Regions from separate parts of the Homo sapiens genome. Here region 2 is linked to region 1. The links are chromatin contacts, found by Hi-C or POLR2A ChIA-PET in ENCODE. All regions are on one chromosome and are shown on one strand. Each heading gives the region's core, a stretch centred on a gene start or an enhancer-like site at or near the end of the contact. The rest is flanking DNA. Distances are from core to core; before and after follow the strand shown. Region 1 overlaps GTF2IRD1 (GTF2I repeat domain containing 1). Region 2 has its middle 22 kb from the start of GTF2I.

Region 1 (3,505 bases), core at 621-3,120:
TTGAGCTGAGTGATGGTTACATGAGTATACAAGTCGGGGGAAAATTCATCACACGGGATGCTTAAGATTTATGTACTTGGGCTGGGTGCGATGGCTCACGACTGTAATCCCAGCACTTAGGGAGGCCGAGGCGGGCAGATCACTTGAGGTCAGGAGTTTGAGACCAGCCTGGCCAACATGGCAAAACCCCGTCTCTACTAAAAATACAAAAATTAGCTGGGCATGGTGGACGCGCCTATAAGCCACTCAGGAGGCTGAGACAGGAGAATTGTTTGAACCCAGGATGGGGACGTTGCAATGAGCCAAGACCACGCCACTCCAGCCTAGATGACAGAGCAGGACTCTGTCTCCAAAAAAAAAAAAAAAAAAAAAAGATTCATGTACTCATGTACTTTACTGGAAGTAAATTATGCTTCAGTGAAAGATAAAAATAAGTGGCATGGAAGAAGCCCAGGACGGCGGGTGAGGCAGTCAGGGTGGGGCTTCCTGGAGGAGGTGACACCTGAGCTGCCGGGACCCTCCCAGGGGAGTTGGCGTTTGCAGGTGAGGAGGGGAGACAGGCACTGTGCCCAGGCCCTGCTCTTCTACAAGGGAGGCGCCTTCCCTGCCCCACCGCAGCACCCACCTCCCCTAGAAATAAATGCTGAATAAATAAAGACCTGTTTGAAGGAGTGCCAAATTACTGGCTGCCCAGGAAACCCAACCGCCAGCCTGGGCCGCCCACGTGTCCTGGTCGGGCCTGAGCGGGGCCAGAGGCTGTGGGAGTGGGTGGGTGGGTGGGGAACAAATCCAGCTCTGCATGGCTGGAGTGTGCAGGGCAGGGCAGGAAGTGGTGGGCAGAGACCAGCGTGGCCATTGGGGTGAGGCCAAGGATCTCGGAAGGTCAGCCTCGCTGCAGGGTGTGGGGCAGGGGTGAGACGTGGGCAGTGAGGGGGATCCCAGGAAGCTACGGCGGAGGAACTGTCGGGTCATGCTTGGAGTTGGGGAGCCAGGAGTTGCCAAGTCTCTGCGACAGCCCAGGCCAGAGACAGCCAGGCATGAAGCAGACAGCAGCAGGGGATGGAGGACGGGGCAGAGCTTTGGGACCAGGAGCTGGCGACGGGGGGTCCCAAGGGAGGCACCTGGAATGACCACCAGGTTTCTGATCCCAGGAGTTTGAGACCAGCCTGGGCAACATAGTGAGACCCCATCTCTATAATTTTTTTTTTTTTAATTAGCCTAGTGTGATAGCATGTGCCTGTAGTCCCAGCTACTCCAGAGGCTGGGGTGGGAGGGTTGCTTGGGCCCAGGAGGCAGAGGTTGCAGTGAGCCATGATCACGCTACTGCACTCCAGCCTGGACAATACAGCAAGACCCTATCTCAAAAAAAAAGGTGGGGCTGGTGGCTCATGCCTATAATCCCAGCACTTTGGGAGGCTGAGGTGGGTGGTTCAGTTGAGGCCAGGAGTTTGAGACCAGCCTGGCCAACATGGTGAAACCCCATCTCTACTAAAAGCATAAAAATTAGTTGGGCGTGGTGGCATGTGCCTGTAATCCCAGCTACTCAGGAGGATGAGGTGGGAGGATCGCTTGAGCCCAAGAGTTCTAGGCTACAGTGAGCTATGATCGCACCACTGCACTCCAGCCTGGGTGACAGAGCAAGACCCTGTCTCTAAACACACACACACACACACAATGCTCAAACTTTCCTCTCCCCACTGAGCAAAAGGGTGATGGTAATTCTACTGCTCTCAGCTCTGTGAGAGCCCCACGTGAGAATGTGTGAACAGGGCCTGGCGCTGGGCCTGGGGACACCAAGTGCCCGCTCACTTAACAGCAGTGATGACGGGGACGATTGCTCAAGCTGACATCACCCGCCGAGCTGCTGTCCACCCCTGACATCAGGTCCCGTGTTGCTCACAGTATATCTCTGTCCCTCCACGCAAGGGGCGGTTGGGGAGTGCTGGGTGGGAAATGCAGGCTTGGCACCCAGCTAGGGGTCAGGGAACCCGGGCATTTGGTGCCCCCAGTTCTGGCTGAGCCCCGGAGGCTTATCTGAGCTCATGTGCATGGTGCAGAAGTATTTATTTGTTCTCAGGCAGGCATCTGAAAAGCGTGGGGGCTGGGTGTCAGGAGACAGTGGGAGGAAACCAGCTCTGGGGCGGTGCCAACCCCTGGGGCCAGGCAGTGCAGGGGGGCCCTGGGATCCTGTCTCCCAAGAACCCTTCGCTTGCCAGACATAAACATGCCTTCTCAGAACAACACGGATGAGGAACATCAGGCCTTTTCTTGTCGGGAAAAGGCTGGACGGAAAAAAGCCCATTACTCGTGGGTGATCTAATCCTGGGGCGCTGGCTCACGGGGCCCCCAGCCCTGCCCGCCTGAGCCGGCTCACTCCCCGACCTCTACCCACCCATGCCCCTGCAACCACTGAGCCAACGGGTGAGGACAGGTGTCCCAGGGCAGGCTATGCCCTGCAGTGGGCTGGGGAACAGCCCACCTGCTATGTAAAACCTCAGCACTAGCACTGCCCCTCCCTGGGCCTCAGTTTCTCCATCTGTCAATGGAGAACCTGGGCTAGAAGTTGTCTGAGGGCCTTGCCATCCTTGGCCCCAGATGGAAGGATCCCCATGCCCCCTCCCTCCCCTGGCATCTGGCCTCCCCACCTGCCCTGACCTACTCCAAAGCATTCATTATAGTCACCCCATTCCAGTCACCCAGCCCTGCCCTGCCCCGTCCCACCCCAAATGCCCTCTGGCCCTCCCCGCACCTCTTTTTTTTTTGGACACAAAAAAAAAACTGTCGCCCAGGCTGGAGTGCACTGGTGCGATCTTAGCTCACTGCAACCTCTGTCTCTCAGGTTCAAGTGATTCTCCTGACTCAGCCTCTTGAGTAGCGGGGATTACAGGTGCGCACTGGCATGTGTGGCTAATTTTTGTATTTTTAGTAGAGATGGGGTTTCACCATGTTGGCCAGGCTGGTCTCAAACTCCTGGCCTCAAGTGATCCTCCCTCCTCAGCCTCCCAAAGTGCTGGGATTACAGGCGCGATCCACCACGCCCAGCCCCGTTCTTGCTTTAAACACTTGGATGCCCCATCTTCCAGAGCCCTTTCATCTTCTAGTCCCCATTCCAGAGGCTTCCCTATTTCCAGTCTTGGGCCTACCCACATCCTCAGCCCTTGTTCCCGTCTTTTAGATGCTGTGGGACGCTGACTAAGTGCTCATTTTCACCACACCTGTTAGGACCCAGTCCCTGAACGGGGGTGAATCAGGCCCACTCCTTGCCCTGGAGCTCCTGGGTGAGGAAAGAGAAGCTAAAGTTTATAAACGGTGACCAAAGATCATCAGCTCCTCATGTGGGGAGTGACCAGGCGTGGGCACATCCAGGATGGATGGCTGGCATCGGCCCAGGAGCACTGGCCCCAAAGGCTGGGTGGCTGTTCAGTGGGGAAGACTGGGGCCAAGGTCAGCTTGGGCAAAGGCTAGAGGCAGGAGAGTACGGTGGGGAACCGATGAAATCTGGGAG
Region 2 (3,853 bases), core at 92-2,591, 160 kb before region 1:
GTTTGGAGACACACACCCGTGGCCCCAGCTACTCAGGAGGCTGAAGTGAGAGGATTGCTTGAGTGCAGGAGCTCGAGGCTGCTGTGAGCTATGATCACACCATCACACTCCAGCCTGGGCAACAGGCTGTCTCTAAATAAATTCCGTCAATAAATAAATAAATAAATAAATAAATAAACAAAGCGTGTAAAGGGCTGACACCATTGCTTGACAAGGATGCAAGGAATGTTTTATTGCTGTGTTTTAGGGAATGTGTTAGGTGCTTTGGGGATGCAGAGATAAAAATGGTACCATCTGTGACCTCAAGAAGTTTACGGACTTGTGGGAGGACAGCGTTGTGAACAGGTTATAATACAATCTGACTATGGCATCTGTAATAAGAGCCCAGAGGCCGGGCATGGTGGCTCCTGCCTGGAATACCAGCACTTTGAGAAGCTGAAGTGGGCAGATCACCTAAGATCAGGAGTTTGAGACCAGCCTGGCCAACATGGTGAAACTACGTCTCTACTAAAAACACAAAAATTAGCTGGGCGTGGTAGTGGGCACCTGTAGTCTCAGCTACTTGGGAGGCTGAGACAGGAGAATCGCTTGAACCTGGGAGACAGAGGTTGCACTGAGCCGAGATCACGCCACTGCACTCCAGCCTCGGAGACAGAGTGAGACTCTGTCTCAAAAAAAAAAAGAAAAAGAAATAGTTTACAGACTTGTTGGGGGACAGAGTTGTAAACAGGTCATAATATAGTCTGACTAGGGCACCTGTCATAAGATCCCAAAGGCCGGGCATGGTGACTCATCGCTGTAATGCCAACACTTTGGGAGACCAAGGTAGGCGGATCCCTTGACGTCAGGAGTTTGAGACCAGCCTGGCCAACATGGTGAAACCCCGTCTCTACTAAAACTACAACAATTAGCCGGGTGTGTTGGCACATGCCTATAGTCCCAGCTACTCAGGAGGCTGAGGCAAGAGAATCACTTGAACCCGGGAGGCGGAGGTTGCAGTGAGCCGAGATTGTGCCACTGCACTCCAGCCTGGGCTACAGAGTGAGATTCTGTCTCAAAAAAAAAAGAGCCCAGAGGAGGTGGGGAGTGGGGGCATTTGAACAATGCATAGAACTTTCCTGGTGAAGAAGGTGGAGGGTAGGGGGTAAGGAGGCAAAGAGAAGGGCTTGTGCAGAGATCTACTGTGTCAAGGTGCACAGGGTGCAGAGGGAATGGCACACAGCCAGCGCTGGCCGGGGCGCAGGGGAAGATGCAGCTCTGTCTGAAGAGTCTGTGGTCTGATCACAATGGGCCCTCTGTGCCAGTTGACTGGTTTGTGCTGAACACGTTGGCCAAGATGCCTGTCATTCCAGCCTCCGCTTCCAGGCGAAATTACACCACCCACTCAGGGAAGCTGGACTAAGCTGCTGCTGCTTTTTTTTTTTTTTAACAACTTTATTCAAGTATTTTATTTACACAGAATAAAATGCATTCGTTTTTATGTGTTTACTTAAAGGAGCCTTAGCAAATATTTTCACTCACCCGTGTCACCCCCACCATAATCAAGATACAGGGCTGGGTGCGGTGGCTCATGCCTGTAATCCCAGCACTTTGGGAGGCCGAGGCAGGCAGATCATCTGAGGTCAGGAGTTTGAGCCCAGCCTGGCCAACATGGTGAAACCCTGTCTCTACTAAAAATACAAAAATTAGCCGGGCGTGCTGGCGCATGCCGTGCCTGAAATCCCAGCTACTCCGGAGGCTGAGGCAGGAGAATGGCTTGAACCCAGGAGGTGGAGGTCGCAGTAAGCCGAGATCACAACACTGCACTCCAGCCTGGGCGACAGAGCAAGACTCCGTCAAAAAAAAATATATGCAACACTTCCATTGCTCTAGAAAGTTTCCTGTGCCCCTCTTCATTAGTTAATTTTCTTCACCACCCACCACCCCAGGCCCTGGCAATCACTGACCTGCTTGCCTGCTTACTTTCTTCTTTTTTTTCTTTTTTAGACAGGGTATTGCTCTGCAGCCCAGGCTGGAGCGTAGTGGCAAGATGTCAGCTCACTGCAACCCTGACATCCCTAGCTCAAGTGATCCTCCCACCTCAGCCTACTGAGTAGCTGGGACTATTTTTTTTTTTTTTTTTGAGATGGAGTCTCACTCTGTTGCCCAGGCTGGAGTGCAGTGGCACGATCTCGGCTCACTGCAAGCTCCGCCTCCCAGGTTCATGCCATTCTCCTGCCTCAGCCTCCCGAGTAGCTGGGACTACAGGTGCCCATCACCACACCCGGCTAATTTTTTGTATTTTTAGTAGAGACGGGGTTTCACCATGTTAGCCAGGATGGTCTCGATCTCCTGACCTCATGATCTACCCGCCTCGGCCTCCCGAAGTGCTGGGATTACAGGTGTGAGCCACCGCGCCCAGCCAATTTTTTGTATTTGAGAGTCAGGAGTTCAAGACCAGCCTGGACAACATGGTGAAACCCTGTCTCTACTAAAGATATAAAAATTAGCCAGGAGGGCTGGGCATGGTAGCTCATGCCTGTAATCCCAGCACTTTGGGAGGCCGAGGCGGGTGGATCACCTGAGGTCAGGAGTTTGCGACCAGCCTGGCCAACATGGTGAAACCCCATCTCTACTAAAAATACAAAAATTAGCTGGGTGTGGTGGCGGGTGCCTGTAATCCCAGCTACTCGGGAGGCTAAGGCAGGAGAATCGCTTGATCCTGGGAGATGGAGGCTGCAGTGAGCTGAGATCGTGCCAGTGCACTCCAGCCTGGGTGACTCTGCCAAACACACTAAAATAAAATAAAAAATTTTAAAAATATAATAATACAACTTTTTATAGGCCGGGCGTGGTGGCTCACGTCTGTAATCCCAGCACTTTGGGAGGCCGAGGCGGGCAGATCATGAGGTCGGGAGATCGAGACCATCCTGGCTAACACGGTGAAACCCCGTCTCTACTAAAAAATATAAAAAAATTAGCCGGGCATGGTGGCGGGCACCTGTAGTCCCAGCTACTTGGGAGGCTGAGGCAGGAGAATGGCGTGAACCCGGGAGGCGGAGCTTGCAGTGAGCCGAGATCATGCCACTGCACTCCAGCCTGGGCGACAGAGAGAGACTCCTTCTCAAAAAAAAAAAAAAAGAGAAAATTAAATACAAATTAAGCAGGAGAGAGGAGAGGGACTAATACTGTATATAAAATAATCCAACTTTTTTTTTTTTAATTAAAAAAAGGACACTTAGTCCAATGGCCAGTACTGGTTCCCACTGTGGCCCTGATACCAGCAGGGCAACCAGCCACGCCTTCCAGCCCAGAGCAAAGTTTTCAGAAGATAAGAACTCTGTGGTTTTCAGCAAGGAGACAATAAGAAGTTGTTCCTAATTGGCTTCCTGTCGCAGTCCTCAGGGCACCTGCTGGTTCCAGCCTGGATCCAGCCTACCTTGACCTTTGCCAGTTGGCACCGATGTGCAGATAACCAGTGAAGCCCAGGAGCAAATCCTCAAATCCAGACCTGCAGAATGGGACGAGTCTTGTGTGAAATTCTCAGGCGAGAGCTCTGAGCCCCAAGGCCTCCTTCGCACACCCCGGCCCTGGGTCTGATCTGGTTTCACGACCTGTTTCAGCTCCATGCTGTGCCGTGAGAAACCTCTCTGCAGGTCCCTACTTGAACTTGAAAGACTTTGACCCTTCCCAGTGGCCACAAGCACATCTCACTCTGCTGTCCAGGCTGGAGTGCAGTGGCGTGATCTCGGTTCACTACAACCTCTGCCTCCCAGGTTCAAGCAATTCTCCTGCCTCGGCCTCCCAAGTAGTTGGGATTATAGGCACGTACCATCACGCCCAGCTAATTTTTTTGTATTTTTAGTTGAGATGG

The links. Hi-C counts contacts between places; a loop is a spot of excess contacts on that map. ChIA-PET counts read pairs that join two places held with the same protein, here RNA polymerase II (POLR2A). Pooled maps may share reads with other maps.
Region 2: a loop to region 1 is called in a map of PC-9, with 4 times the contacts of the local background. The contact joins two enhancer-like sites. A Hi-C loop is called at or near these places in 1 of 168 maps with a recorded cell type or tissue (PC-9) and 1 of 50 pooled maps. POLR2A ChIA-PET finds 5 or more read pairs at or near these places in 3 of 52 experiments (GM12878, WTC11 and naive thymus-derived CD4-positive, alpha-beta T cell).

What each region holds. Positions count from the first base shown.
Region 1 is chr7:74,476,621-74,480,125 of GRCh38, reverse strand. The region is part of intron 1 of GTF2IRD1 (GTF2I repeat domain containing 1); the gene reads right to left. Among named protein-coding and RNA genes, the nearest start is that of GTF2IRD1, 24 kb to the right of the region's middle. RefSeq lists enhancers at 1,048-1,630, 1,631-2,212. Within about 2 kb of position 1,870, at least 34 of the 41 ENCODE cell types and tissues checked have a DNase peak (open chromatin) inside an H3K27ac peak, as active enhancers do; they include PC-9, where a contact is called at or near this core.
Region 2 is chr7:74,633,304-74,637,156 of GRCh38, reverse strand. No RefSeq gene overlaps it. Among named protein-coding and RNA genes, the nearest start is that of GTF2I, 22 kb to the left of the region's middle. Within about 2 kb of position 1,341, at least 19 of the 41 ENCODE cell types and tissues checked have a DNase peak (open chromatin) inside an H3K27ac peak, as active enhancers do; they include PC-9, where a contact is called at or near this core.